Linked DNA regions of Homo sapiens: region 1 is linked to region 2. The links are chromatin contacts, found by POLR2A ChIA-PET in ENCODE. All regions are on one chromosome and are shown on one strand. Each heading gives the region's core, a stretch centred on a gene start or an enhancer-like site at or near the end of the contact. The rest is flanking DNA. Distances are from core to core; before and after follow the strand shown.

The links. ChIA-PET counts read pairs that join two places held with the same protein, here RNA polymerase II (POLR2A).
Region 1: POLR2A ChIA-PET joins it to region 2 with 10 read pairs in A549. The contact joins the enhancer-like site here to the promoter of PRPS2 in region 2. POLR2A ChIA-PET finds 5 or more read pairs at or near these places in 3 of 52 experiments (A549, GM12878 and T-cell).

What each region holds. Positions count from the first base shown.
Region 1 is chrX:13,107,128-13,114,660 of GRCh38, reverse strand. No RefSeq gene overlaps it. Among named protein-coding and RNA genes, the nearest start is that of FAM9C, 66 kb to the right of the region's middle. Within about 2 kb of position 3,765, at least 14 of the 41 ENCODE cell types and tissues checked have a DNase peak (open chromatin) inside an H3K27ac peak, as active enhancers do.
Region 2 is chrX:12,786,153-12,793,501 of GRCh38, reverse strand. It overlaps PRPS2 (phosphoribosyl pyrophosphate synthetase 2), which reads right to left and starts at 2,090. Exons shown (of 7, transcript NM_002765.5): 1 at 1,883-2,090. The coding sequence starts at 2,004. RefSeq lists a silencer at 1,385-1,834.

The sequences.
Region 1 (7,533 bases), core at 2,516-5,015, 320 kb before region 2:
GTCACAGCAGGTTGCTTCAGCAGCTGCTAGGTAAAACTGCTCTTCAGGTTTCAGCTGGCTGTTTCAGCAGCTGGGCTTGTAGAAAATTCAATTCTTGGAGCAGGGGCTATGTTCCCCAAGTTCTTTTTCCCCCTGGCCCTTGATGCTGATTTAGTTGGGCATGACAAGAATGACCCAATTTGTATAATCAGCTTTCACAAGATATCGCCTCTTACACGTGGCTGCAAACTGGCCATGTGGAGCACTTGCCCAGCCAGTTCTCACCATGTCATATGGATATTTTTCTAAATAGATTTTATTTTATTTTTGAGATGGAGTCTTACTCTGTTGCCCAGGCCAGAGTGCAGTGGCACAATCTTGGCTCACTGCAACTTCTGCCTCCTGAGTTCAAGCAATTCTCCTGCCTCAGTCTCTTGAGTGGCTGGGATTACAGGCGCCCATGACCAGGCCCAACTGATTTTTGTATTTTCAGTAGAGATGGGGTTTCACTATGTTGGCCAGGCTGGTTTCGAACTCCTGACCTCAGGTGACCTGCCCACCTTGGCCTCTCAAAGTGCTGGGATTACAGGCGTGACTCAACCACATCTGGCCCTTAATTCCTTGTTCTATGATTATAGCAGCATAGGTCTATTATAAACATTTTAGAAAACACAGGCAAGCATAAAGGAAAAAATATAAATCAGCTACAAATTAAAAGCCCAGTATAAACTCTGCTAACATTTAGTGTCCTTTCTTCCAATCTCATTCCCCAGTGTGTGTGTTTTTTGTTTTGTTTTGTTTTTAGTAAATACAGGTGTCTTGCTATGTTGCCCAGGCTGCCACAGTGGTCTTGAATTCCTGGGCTTAAGCAATTTACCTCAGCCTCCCAAAGTGCTGGGATTACAGGCGGGAGTCACCACACCTGGCCTATGTGTGTTTTTTAAACAATTGAGACCATTTTGTATATGTTGCTTCTTATCCTTTTCTTTCCTCATTTGGTAATACTATATTGCTGTTTAAGAACTGTTTGAGGAGTCTGATGACATATGTAGAAAGGGAATAGGAGATTAACCACGAGGACAAGCTGGTATTGGTGACTGGAAGTCAGGAGTGACCATTGCCTGGCATCTCAGAGCCCCCAGGAGTGCCCACACCTCAGGGCACACAAATGAATGGATTTATATCAGAGAAGTTTCAGCCACACTCACCAACCAACCCCCAGGTCCTCTTTCACTGGCATCCTAATCCAGGTTGCTTCATAGAAGTCAGCTCACAGCCACACATTTCCCCCTTAAACTTTTTTTGAACTTGAACTTCCAGTATAATTAGAGTCAAACCATCCCAGCAGCATAAGAGGAATGCTTGGAAGAATGGATAAAGATCCACTTGGCATATTTATAATTTTTCAAACCTTCCACAAGGATGGTGGCAGACATTTTCTTAAGTGGTAGAGATGTCAGAAATTTTATTTTTAAAACGCCTTAACTCTGACTGGGCGCAATGACTCATGCCTATAATCCCAGCATTTCGGGATTCCAAGGTGGGCTGATCACCTGAGGTCAGGAGTTCGAGACCAGCCTGGTTAACGTGGTGAAACCCCGTCTCTACTAAAAATACAAAAATTAGCCAGGTGTGGCGGGCGCCTGTAATCCCAGCTACTCAGGAGGCTGAGGCAGGAGAATCACTTGAACCCGGGAGGCAGAGGTTGTAGTGAGCCGAGATCACGCCACTGCACTCCAGCCTGGACGACAAAGCAAGACTCCATCTCAAAAAAAAAAAGAAAATAAAAAAAAGCCTTAACTCACTGTTCTCATTTTGTTCCCATTTTATAGTTTATAATTAATGGAAAGTATGAGGTATCAACCAAATCTGCTCAAACATAGCCATGCATAAGCAAATCCTTTTTATGTTTAATAACTGAAAATGATTCATCAAATTTTATTAGATGGTGCAAATGCTTAGGTCACTTAGAGCTTCAAATGGCTCCAAAATTTTCTCCCACTCTTCCCCCACCAACTTTTTTTTGCCAGTTGTATATTTAGTAAGCATGCCATACTGAGTGTGGATTGGAGACACTTTTTCCTGTAAGATTTTTGCCCTGTATAACGGAACAATTACAAGGGAGATGATTTGATATATAATAATTTATTATGATAAAATATTTTGCCCAAGGATTAATTTTTTGGGGAGCAGTGGGCATGGAACAAAGCTGCAAGGACATGAAAAGGATCATCTGTTCACTTTTTTAAGAAATAAAACTAACACAGTTGAGCACCTACCATTTCCAATTTCAACTCCTTTAATCTTCACAGAGCTATAAGATAGATCTCATTATTACACCCAATTTAAAGATGGTAAAACTGAGGTATGAAGAGGTTAAATAATTTAGCCACAGTAGAAAGAGGCAGAGTTAGGATTCAAGACCAAGTTGTCCAGTTCTATAAACTCTGCCTCTAACCACTATTCTTACTTGCTTACAGATGCTTCAGCTATAAAAGGTCTTCAAAGGGTCTCTGTCTGCTTTGCTCATCCAGCAACCACTCAAGAAATACTTATGAAGCACTTATTGTGTGCCAGGCATTATACCTGACCCTGGGACCCTGGGAACATAATGATCAATATACTGTCATGTAATACCTTCCCTCAAGGAGTACATTCCATTGGGGTAGACAGTTAAGTAAAAAAGCAATTATAATACCACTTTAACTTCCAACAGAATCCAGTTCAAGCCATTCTAGTCAGATCAAAAGCAGCACTGTTTTTTAAACTTGGGAAATAAATTAGATATGCAAAGATACAGGCTTTCCTCCATAGAGTATACCTGACTACCTGGCACATCATGAATTAATTGACCCCTGAAGGCAAGCTAGGTAAGTGCCCTTGGGGCCTTTTGTGTTGCAGGAAGGATTATGTGAAAACCATTTTTATGTGTCAATTATACATTTTAAAAAACTAAAACAAAACAACAACAACAAAAAACCCACAAAAAGCCAACCTGGGATTTGCACCATGGAGAATGAGAGTGGAGGAAAACAATATTAGAGAGTCTCCCTCCCACAAAACTCAACAAAATCATAGACGATAGGTAAGCCAGTCCCTGCTATTTCTACCTAAGTCTTTTTTTTTTTTTTTTTTTTTTTTTTTTTAACTCAGGCCATGAGCTGTAAAGGGGAATCAGGGATGTGGACAGATGTTAACTCAGGCCATGAGCTGTAAAGGGGAATCAGGGATGTGGACAGATGTTATAAGATGCTTCTAAGAAACTCTTTATTAAAAATTCCAAATATGTTATATTTTTCACCATCACCAAACACTTCCCTTCACTATTCTTTCCCTATGAGAGCAAGTCCTTCCATTTTTGGTATCCAATTTGGCTCTTCCTGAAATAGGTTACACCCCAAGTTGCTGCGCGATGCCAAATTGTTGATTGTAGTTTACGGTGTCTCCTTGAAACATGCCATATAATTACATAATCACATCACAGCTAATCTGGTTTATTGGAAGGCCTCTGGATAGGACTGTTTGGCTAATCATTGTCCTGGAAAATCTGTCTCCTAGGATACTTCTCATACCCACTTGTAGCAAGGAACAAATACAGAGGTGGCCAGCTCTTCCACCCAGACGTTCACCCTTGGTCTTTTGTAGATTGTTGTAACTAAGGAAAGGCTAGGGAAAGGGTGCTCTTGGCAGGATTTCTTTAAAGACGTCACCATTGAGCAATTGCTAAAGATTACTCAGAGCCAGCAGATGGAGCAGATAAGAAGGCCTTGATGAGGTTTTTGGCCAGTTGTGATTCCACCCTGAATTTAAGACATGTTTCCTCTGATCTTAGGAAAAACCCAGAACCTCTACTCCCTGCTGATACTGGAAAGGGGAGGGCAGGATTTTGGCTTATCACGAACTCATTTATTTTTCCTTTAGCCCATAAAGCCTGATCTTTCCTGCAATCAAAACATGATGGAAAAGCCTAGCAGGCTATTGCAAAAGTATTATGTTTTCTTTATAGTTCATCTCTTGGGATTGCATTTTACTCTTGATTTTACCAGGCCCTTCCAAGCACGGGCGGAGGGGCGGGGGTGGGGGGAGCATCGTTCAGTTCTACTTGAAGGCATAAGAACTGAAACCTCCCCACTTTTTCTTGGAGAGTAGAAGGAATGTGTTTGCTATTTGTTCTTACTTGAGCTCAGTTTCCTGCAATGACTTTTTGAAGTCTTCTATCAGGCTAACAATAGGAGACACAGTAAATTCATTTGTAAAAATTCTGTCTGACTTTGGTCTGTCGTCTGTGTTTTTAAATACACTTCAGTTATTCTATTACTATTCTGTTTAGTATCCACCCACATTTGGAACGCTTCCACCTTGAGTGGTAGACATATCTTTTTTTATTCCCATTTTAGAATTTGTTTTTAGAATTTACAACTTGTTTTTTAGGATACAGGATGGGCATAGATAGATACCATCACTTCTTAATAGAGTTTACATAATTTTCGAGGCCCAGTGCAAAATAACAATGTGAGGCCTCCTGTTCAAAAATTATTAAGATTTTCAAACCAGTCACAGCAGATCATTAAGCCCAGCACCAGGTCCTTCTGAGCACGGGGCCCTTCTCAGTGCAGGGCTCTTCTAAGCACAGGGCCTTATGTGATGGCGTAAGTTGCACACCCATGAAGCCAGCCCTGATTCTTGATTAGTCACAGGCAATGGGAAGGTTACCCAGGCCCTGTGTTTTCCCTCATCCACTTTCCTGCTTGCTGACTTAAGACAAATCTCTGGCCCTTTAGAAACTGCTACGTTGAGTTATATAACGAAAATAATGAAAATAAATGATATAAAATGAAATGTATTCATTTGAATACCTGGTAGAACTAAAGGCATTCAGTGGGGTGATAGGTAGAGATATTAAATAGAGAAACTTCTCCATTATCTGATTATTTTATTTGTTCTTATTGTGAAATAGTGTGATAGAATGGGAGAAAAGAAAAACCACAGCCGGGTACGGTGGCTCAAGCCTGTAATCCCAGCACTTTGGGAGGCTGAGGTGGGTGGATCACAAGGTCAGGAGTTCGAGACCAGTCTGGCCAATATGGTGAAACCCTGTGTCTACTAAAAATACAAAAATCAGCTGGGGGTGGTGGCGGGCGCCTGTAGTCCCAGCTACTCGGGAGGCTGAGGCACGAGAATCACTTGAACCCAGGAGGTGGAGGTTGCAGTGAGCTGAGATCGTGCCACTACACTCCAGCCTGGGTGACAGAGCAAGACTCCATCTCAAAAAAAAAAAAAGAAAAGAAAAGAAAAAAGAAAAACCACTAAAATGAAACTCAGATCCTCAAAAAGTTAAACATGGAATTACCATATGACACAGCAATTCCACACCTAGCTCTATACCCAAAAGAATTGAAAACAAGGACTCAAACAGTTACTTGGCTGATGGTTCTGCAGGCTTTATAGGAAGCATGGCTGGGTGGCCTCAGGAAACTTACAATCATGGCAGAAGGCAAAGGGGAAGCTGGCACATCTTCATATGGTGGATCAGGACAGAGAGCCAAGGGGGAAGTGCTACATACTTTTAAACAACCAGATCTCGTGAAAACTCACTCACTGTCATGAGAACAGTAAGGCGGGAGGTCTGCCCCCTGATCCAATCACCTCCCACCAGTTTCCTCCCCCAACACTGGGGATTACAATTCAATATGAGATTTGAGTGGAGACAGAGAGCCAAACCATATCAGATACTAAAATAAATAATAGAATCAATTCGAAACCACACTTCAATTCACTCTTCTCAACTCAGATAATGCAGAGAAAGTAAGTGCACTGAGTAATCAGTAACAGGGAATACACCTTCTTGGAAACAATGGATGTTTTTCACCCACTGTGACAAAAGTAAACTTCAACAGCTTCCCAAATATTAAAAGAAAACAGGGCTATTCTGTACCCATAGTAAATTAAAGTAGAAAATAATTACAAAAAGAGGGAAAAAAAACCCACCACTGAGATTTAAAAGAAAATTCTCCTTTTAAGTACATTTGTGTTGAAATGAAAATATTAACTAAAATACTAGAATGTCTAGAAAATAATAACGAAAATAATACATGTCAAAACGTGTGGAATATGGCTGTTCTATACCTTTAAGCTATGAATTTAAACACTTACTTTACTAAAAATTTTAGTTAATTAGTTAATTGCACATTTAGCGCAAGAATTTATAAAAAGAAACATAAAATTAACCTAAGAAAAGAGAAGAAAGAAATTAATAAATGTAAAAGCAGAAACCAATAAATTAGAAAACAGGAAAACCAGAGAACTAAGAAACAGAAGAGCTGGCTCTTTTTAAAAGTAATAAAATAAAACAAGGTGCTAGCTAGCCCCATCAAGACAAATGGGGAAGGTACAGAATTAAGAATGAAAATAGATAATTAAGCAAAGAGAAATTTTTTTAATTGTTATTTACCATAATTTCACGCAAATAAATTTTAAAATTTCAATGAAGTGAATGTTTTCCTAAGAGAAAATGTTTACCCTAATTGAGTCAAGAAGAGATAGAAAATAAAAATAGTAAATGCAGAAATGGGAAGATTTAAATATAGGAAATAAAATATAAAGGCCTAGAAAGTAATTTGAGTGATTTTATTTTTAAATTAATTCCATTGTTTTATTGTGATAAAATACACGTAACATAAAATTTACAGTTTTAACAATTTTTAAGTGTACAATTCAGTGGCATTAAATCTATTCACGGCACTATTCATCTCCAGAATTTTTCATCATACCCAACAGAAACTCTCAGGCCGGGCGCGGTGGCTTACACCAGCACTTTGGGAGACTGAAGCGGGCAAATCACTTGAGGTCAGAGTTCAGGACCAGCCTAGTCAACATAGCGAAACCCCATCTCTATTAAAAATACAAAGATTAGCCAGATGTGGTGGCATGCACCTGTAATCTCAGCTACTCTGGAGGGTGAGACATGAGAATCACTTGAACCCAGGAGGCAGAAGTTGCGGTGAGCTGAGATCCTGCCACTGCACTCTAGCTTGGGCAACAGAGCGAGACTCTGCCTCAAAAAAATAAAAATAAAAAAAGAAACTCTGACCCCATTAAACACCAATTCCCCATTCCCCTACTCCTTAGCCCCAGGCAACCATTATTCTACTTTTTGTCTCTATAAATTTTCCTATTCAAGGAACTTCATACAAGTGGAATTGTAAAATATTTGTCAGGAGTGTCTGGCTTCTTTCACTCAGCATAATGTTTTTGAGGTTCATCCATATTGTAGCATGATCAGTACTTTCTTCCTTTGTAAGGCTTAACAATTAACAATATCCCATTGTGTATATAGACCACATTTTATCCATTCATCTGTTGGTGGACATTTGGATTATTTCTACCTTTTGCACATTGTGAACAGTGCTGCTATGAAGATTGGTGTGTAAGTGTCTGTTTGAGTTCCTGTTTTCAATTTTTTAAGGCATGTGCCTAAAAGTGGAATTGCTGGATCATATGGTAATTCTATGGAGTGAATGTATTTTTAATCTTGGTGAAAAAAACAGCCTTCTA
Region 2 (7,349 bases), core at 841-3,340:
TCATGCTGAGTGGTTTTTGAGGTCCCACGATTTCTAATTATCAAGTGATGGTTATAAAATGCCAAAAACAAAATAAAAGTGAGTCTGCTTTATATTTGAACCAAATGTATAAACAATCATACTTCAGTGTCTGAGTGAGTTTTGCCCAGTGGCACATGTGGTATTTTTAGGAGAAACTCAACACTGACTTAGCAGTGAACTGATCTAGATTAACCATGCTCCTTAGCAAAAGATCATGCTGCACTGAGTACCTGGAAGGGCAACATATTTGCTTTCAAAATTTACTTCATCAACAAATTTCTCCTTTACTTATATGACGACACCTTCTGAACAAAAACTATTCTTCTTCTCGTGTTCTTACAGCGACTGAAACTTGAACAAGACTGGCAAAATACTGCAACACTCAAACCTAGCTCTATCCTTCTCCAGAGCCCTAGACCATCCTCTCAGACTTCTGCATTAAACACTGCAGAGTGGAATTCTTTAGCCAAAGTCCACCTGCCACTCATTCACAATGTTTCTTCGCTTATATTATCATCGGAGCCATAACTGGAATTTGCCACCTGGAAGAAGTCACGTAAGATTCACATATCCTAAAAAGCTGACTTGCCAAAATATAGCATCTTCCCCATCAGTATTAACATAACTCCTCCTTAAGAAATTTTTGCCTAACCCCAAGTCAAGATTTTCTGCTAGAAATTTTATAGTTCTAGATTTTACAATTAGGTCTATGATCCACTTCAAAGTTAATTTTTACAAATGGTGAAAAGTATGGATGGAAGTTCATATTTTTTGGCATATGGGTGTCCAACTGTTCCAACACCATTTCTAGAAAATGTTGGTAAAATTGAACCTTTGCCAAAGATATAAAAATTATCAGTAACTGTGGACAGTTAACGGTACTAGACATTGGAGGAAGAAGGGGGAAAAATGAGACCAATTTGAAATGAGTCAAGGAGCTGTGTGGACTCAGGCAGATAGACAAAGGAGCCCCCCAGGTCAGCTTCCGAGGATGGCCACCACCTGAGGCTCTCCTGGACTTGAGAAATGGGTGAAAGTTACAGTCGAATCACGGCGTTGTTGCTGGACACAGCAGAGTCCTAGAACAAGAAGGAAGCTGAAAGTCCATCATCTTTAAAGCAGCAAGAGTAGTGGGAGCAGAGGGGAGCCCAGCACGTGCGTCCTGGGGTTCTCACAGTCTTTCAAACCTTGGCACAACTGCACCCTCTGGATAACGCAGTGGTCTGCGCCCTGGCTGCTCAGGAGAAGCCAGGGAAGCTTGTAAAATCGCTGATCCTCCGCCCGTTGGATCAAACCCTTGGGGGCAGGTCGGGGGAAGCAGCGTTCGGACCGTCCCCAGGTAAACCCAGCGTGCAACCAGAGTTGGGGACGGGGGGAAACCTTTAGTCGCACGCACTGGTCTGAGGTTCAGCTTTGTAGGGACGCGGAAACTGGGACCAGCCAACCCAGGACGTCTCTCCACCGCGCGCTGACCCGATGCGGTTCCCGCCCGCTGCGCCCACTCTCTCCCCGACGGTCTGTGACCGCCCAGACGTCTCCCTTCCGGGCTGGGGACGCCAGGCCGGGCGGCACCGCTGGGAGGCCGGGAGCGGCTCGGGACCGCCGGGTCGCCGCGGTCCCAGGACCGGAGGCCCTGCAACCGGGGGCACAGCCGAGGCGCGCATCGGGACGCGCGGCGCCCCGCCTCGGTTTCTTCGCAGGCGCGGGCGCGGGGGCGCGGAGGCCGCGTTGCCACCGTCCCGCCCCGGAAGGGGGAGCGCGGCGTCCGCGGAGGTGGCCCGGGCAGGCGCCGGCCCCCAACCCGGCCCCGCAGCCGCGTGCCCAGCGCTCTCCCTAGCCCGGCCGCCGGCGCGGCCCCCACCTGGTCTCCTGGTTGCTGAACTTCTTCGTGACCACCTTGCCCAGCTCCAGGCCCAGGCGGTCGGCCACGCGCTGGGACAGGTCCTGATGCGAGCTGCCGCTGAACAGCACGATGTTGGGCATGGTGGGGCGCGGAACTCCGAGGGGCGCGCGGCGGCGGAGGAGGTGGCGGAGGCAACAGCGACAGCGACGCGGGAGGCTGCTGCTGCGGGAGCGGGAAAGCGCGGCGGCTAGATGTAGGGAAGGGGAGGAGCGGAGGGGGAGGAGCCGGAGGAGGAGCTAGAGGGGGCAGAGAGGGAGGAAGAGCGGGCGTGGAGGGGGAGCTGGAAAGTGCCGGGGGGCGGGGGCACAGCCCTGGCAGCAGTTTTGGACGCCCTGGGTGGTCCTGAAGCCCGAAGGTGTCCTTGCTCCGCGAGAGAGCTCCGAGCTTCATTCTTGATCTTCCAGACCTGCCTCGCGGGGAGAGCCAATGAACCGCGGTTAGCTGGGCACAGAGGGAGAGTTCGGGCCGGGGGGATCCCTCGAGGTGCTTCGCAGCCCGGAGCGACTTCCCACCCCGGAACACCGCAAACCCAGTGTGGGCGACTGGTGTTCAGCTATAGCAAGGGTCTGCAAACTACAGCCTATGGGCCAGATCGCGAGAGCTCCCTGTGTTTGTACCAGAGAGCTAAGCATGGTTTTCATACATGAACATTTGCACTTTATGTGATGATAGCAGACACCGCCTTTGAACTCCAATTAAGAGAAATATCCCCCCCGCAAAAGAATTCCTTTTCTCTCATTAATAGATGTGAGTTGCAAATAATTGTACTCAAATATTACCGTATTTTGGATTATATCAATAAAAACATTGTGACAATTTTTTCTCTCTTGTTATGTAAGTTCCTACGTAATATCTTCCCTTTTCTTGCTTGGTCTGCAAAATGTAAATATTGGCCATGTGGTCCCTCATAGTTCAAACTTGATGACCCCTGAACTACAGAGTTGCCCCTGCACCATGTGTCCTTAAAAAATCCAACCACTATGTGAGTCCTCATCACAGGCTGAGGGGAAGTATTGCTCTTGGTGGCTCACTGGATCAAACCAAGTCCCCCAGATTCACCATTTTTCGGTAGATGTGATGGTCCTTGGGGCACTTCACAACCTTCTGCCTGTTGGGTGCTCAAGGGCCTGATCCCAGGAACACAGATCTCCCTAGACAATCCAGCTCAGTCCCTCCACATCCCTGGAGTCAGGGCCTCCTTCCTCTCTTTCCTGCTAGAAACCAGCAAAAAGGTTTTCTCAAGATGCCAATGCAGTACCAGAGCCAACTTCAGGGCACAAACCAAGTGTAGGAGAAAGGAAAGCAGTCCCTGTCTATAGAGGGCTGGTTGGTGATGCTGGTCACAGTTTCACACTCCTCAACAAAGGCTGATTCAACCGGGTAGATAAATGGCTTGGTTTTACTAATGTTTGCCACGAATTGGCTCTCCATCAACAGCAAAGCCCACTTGCAATTGGGTTGTAGCCTACTCTAATCAGACTTCATAATGGGATTTGGGAGATTACAGGGATGATTCGCATCATTGGGATTTTTCATCTGGGTCCTTGTACTTTGCAAGGAGATTACTTGGCACATCGAGTGTTTCTTGTAAACTTTTGTATCTGCCAGCCTATCAAAAAGTTATTCAAACTGACAATTTTAGCAGCATTTCTGGCCCTTTTTCATTCCGCCTAGAGATGCATATGTGCCCTATTATGTGAGAAAACAAACAAAAACCCCTATCTGCAATGGTTTATTATCTATGTATTTCACAGCTAATTACCATAGCAATGAGATTTATACTTGACCCACTATGTTTAAAATTTTTATTGAGTCTGCTAATGTAGTTATATTTAAACTCTTCTAATAAAATTTACTATCAGCAAATTACTATAATTTTTATATTCTTAATATTTCTCTCATAGATAAAATTGACTAATAATGGTTTCTTCTAAATATATAGATGCTCTTCTCAAAGGGAAAGTGGCATCCTCTTAGCATGATGGGGCTGTGGTTCTTTGGTAACACAGAACCAAAGCTGATGGACTATAAAACAGTAAAAGTTAAAGCCCCTGGTCTTTGGGTGGGTAAATGGCTGCAGATTTGGAAGCTCGGATTGAATTGTGACAAACCATGGACTTGATAGCACCAAGGAGAAACAATATCTCAGTTGGGGCAACTAATACAATGATTGTTGGTTCAATAGTTTGATGAGTTACTCTGCTTAAATGCTAAATGTAAACAAGGTGAAATGTGCCATTGGGGTTGATGAGAATACTAATGGGAATCATTGAAAAATCATCATGAGTCACAGACTGTTCAGAAAGCTGTCACTTGTAAATGAGCAGCTACAGATAATTTTATTTAAGTGTGAAAACTTTCTCTCCCAAATGCCTTTATCCTTGATCCATAGGAGCCAGGTTGTGGGAAACATTGGTCTAGAGCAGGTTTCTGAACCTCAGCACAGCTGATATTTAGGCTGGGTAATTCTTTGTTGTGGGACTGTCCTGTGCATTGCAGATTGTTTAGCAGCCTCCCTTGCCTCTACCCACTAGATGCCAGTAGCACCTATCCACCACTGTGACAACCAAAAGTGTCCCCAGACATTGCCAAATGTCCTACAAGGAGCAAAATCACCACAGGTTGAGAATCACTAGTTTGAAAGAACCCCTGGCCCTTCTCTCCTCCATGTGGGCCTTTCTTCATGGTTGTTTGGGCTTCCTTACGGCATGGCTGCAAGGTTCCAAGGAGTGTTCCAAGAAGATAAGTCTCAATGAGCAAGTGCTTATCAAACCTCTGTTTTTAACTTGCTTGCTAATGTCTCATTGACCAAAGCAAGTTACATGGCCAAGACCAGCTGTCAACATGGTATGGGACAACTGGAGGGCATGAGTACTGTCCACCAACTGTCTACCACAGTGCACTTCTTGAACAACATTTGAAGTTGGGGAGCCTCTGGAAAAATGGAACACTTGTTCAAAGACCCAAGACTTAGAAGAGAAAAAGAACATATACTCTGTGCATATGTGATCTGGGTCTCAGACCGTTTATAAAATATACATTATCTTAAGATAAAATGTTAGTGGAAAAAATTAAAATGATGAGATATTTTCTATTGTTGATTTCTATCTTCATTGACTCATGGATAGAGATTAACGGTAAAACAATGATTTGAATTTATGAACAGTTTCACGTCTTCTATTTCCCACATCATCTAGCCAAGTTCTTTGTATATAGTAAGAAGTCTAAGTATTTGCTGAGTGAATTTATCCCTGACTATTTTAGGGCTGAGAAACGGAAGAAATTTCCCCAAGTCACATGGCTAGTTGAAAGCAGCAAAGGAATTAGAATGTGGATCTTCTAGTCCAGTCCTTTTCTCTCTAGAATGGTACCATCCAAAAGAAATGTAATGATTGTTTCCTATATGTTTCTATGAAAAAATTTTAAACTTTTTAAAAAGAAATATAATGCAAGCCACATATGTAATTTACACTTTAGTAGCTGTATTTTAAAAGAATATAAAAAACAAGTGAAGGTAATTTTAATAATACACTTTAATCCAATATCCAAAATATTATCATTCCAACATGTAATCAACATAAAACATATTAATGAGCTACTTTGCATCTTTTTGTGTCAAGCCTTCAAAATCCAATATAGATTTTACGCTTACAGCACATCTTAATTTGGACTTGCCATATCTGAAGTGCTCATCAGCCACATGTGGCTGATAGTTGCTGTATTAGAACAAGAAGTTCTAGAACACTAGTTCCTAAGAGCAATGCCAAGACACTCTGACATAACCTTTTTCTTGTATGTTTTTATTAGGGGTGTGGCAAATAATTTATAACTTATTATGAAATGCTAACATTTATAAGCAATGTACTTTAAAAATAAGTTAAAATAGATTCAACTTTAATTCTCTATTAATAACATTTTCACTCAGAATCAAGTAATTTTTCTGATTTTTATTTCTAGAACTTTACCTTTTACTTCTGTTGTTTAAAGAAAAATCCAAAAACCGAGATGAAAATAGAGTGAACACCGATATACCCACCACCTAGATTTTGTAGCTGTCAAAATTTTCCCATGTTTGCTTTATCTGTTTTTATCTAAAGTATTTTAAAGTAAATTACAGATGTTATATATTCACCTCTAAATTATTTAGCCTGCATATATCTGTAAAAAGATAAAGACATCACACCGTATGCAAACGTTAATTTAAAATTGATCAAAGACCTAAATGCAAGAGCTAAAACTATAAAACTCTTTTTCTTTTCTTTTTTTCTTTTTTTCTTCTCTTTTTTCTTTTCTTTTTCTTTTCTTGTTTTCTTTTCTTTTTTTTCTTTTCTTTTCTTTCCTTTTCTTTTTTCTTTCTTTTTTTTTTTTTTTTTGCAGAGTCTCACTCTCTTGCCCAGGCTGGAGTGCAGTGGTGTGATCACCGCTCACTGCAGTCTCGACCTCCTGGGCTCAAGTGATCCTCCTGCCTCAGCCTCCCGAGTAGCTGGGACTACAGGTACACGCCACCATACCAAGCTAATTTTTGTATTTTTTGTAGAGATGGCATCTTTACAAAACTACGGAATTCTTAAACTTAAAGCCTAAAACTATGGAATTCTTAAAAGAAAACATAGGTATAAATTTTCATGACTTTGGATTAGGCAAATATTTCTTTAATATGACATCAAAAGCACAAGCGCCACCAACAAAAATATATAAACTGGACGTCAAAATGAAAAACTTATGCTTCAAAGGATACCATCAAGAAAGTGAAAGAAGGCCGGGCATGGTGGCTCACGCCTGCAATCCCGGCACTTTGCGAGGCTGAGGTGGGCGGATCACGAGATCAGGAGTTCGAGACCAGCCTGACCAACATGGTGAAACCCCGTCTCTACTAAAAATACAGAAGAAATTAGCCGGGCGTGGTAGCGCGCACCTGTAATCCCAGCTACTCAGGAGGCTGAAGCAGGAGAATCGCTTGAACCCAGGAGGCAGAGGTTGCAGTGAGCCGAGATTGCACCACTACATTCCAGCCTGGGCGACAGAGTGAGACTCCTTCTCAAAAAAAAAAAAAGAAAGAAAGGCAACCCAAAGAATGGGAGAAAATGTTTGCAAATCATGTATCTGATGAGGGTCTTGTATCTAGGATATATAAAAAATGACCACAACTCAAAAAGACAACCGAATTTTAAAATGGGCAAAGGAGACTGCACATGAATGTTTATAGCAGCTTTATTCATAATTGTTAAAACTTCAAAGCAACCAAGATGTCCTTCAGTAGGTGAACGGATAAACTGTGATACATCCAGACAATGGAAAGCTATTCAGCACTATAAATAAATGAGCTATTTTGCTCATGGAGGAAACCTAAATGCATATTACTAAGTGAAATAAACCAATCTGAAAAGGCTGCAGACTGTAGTCTTCCACCTGTATAACATTCTGG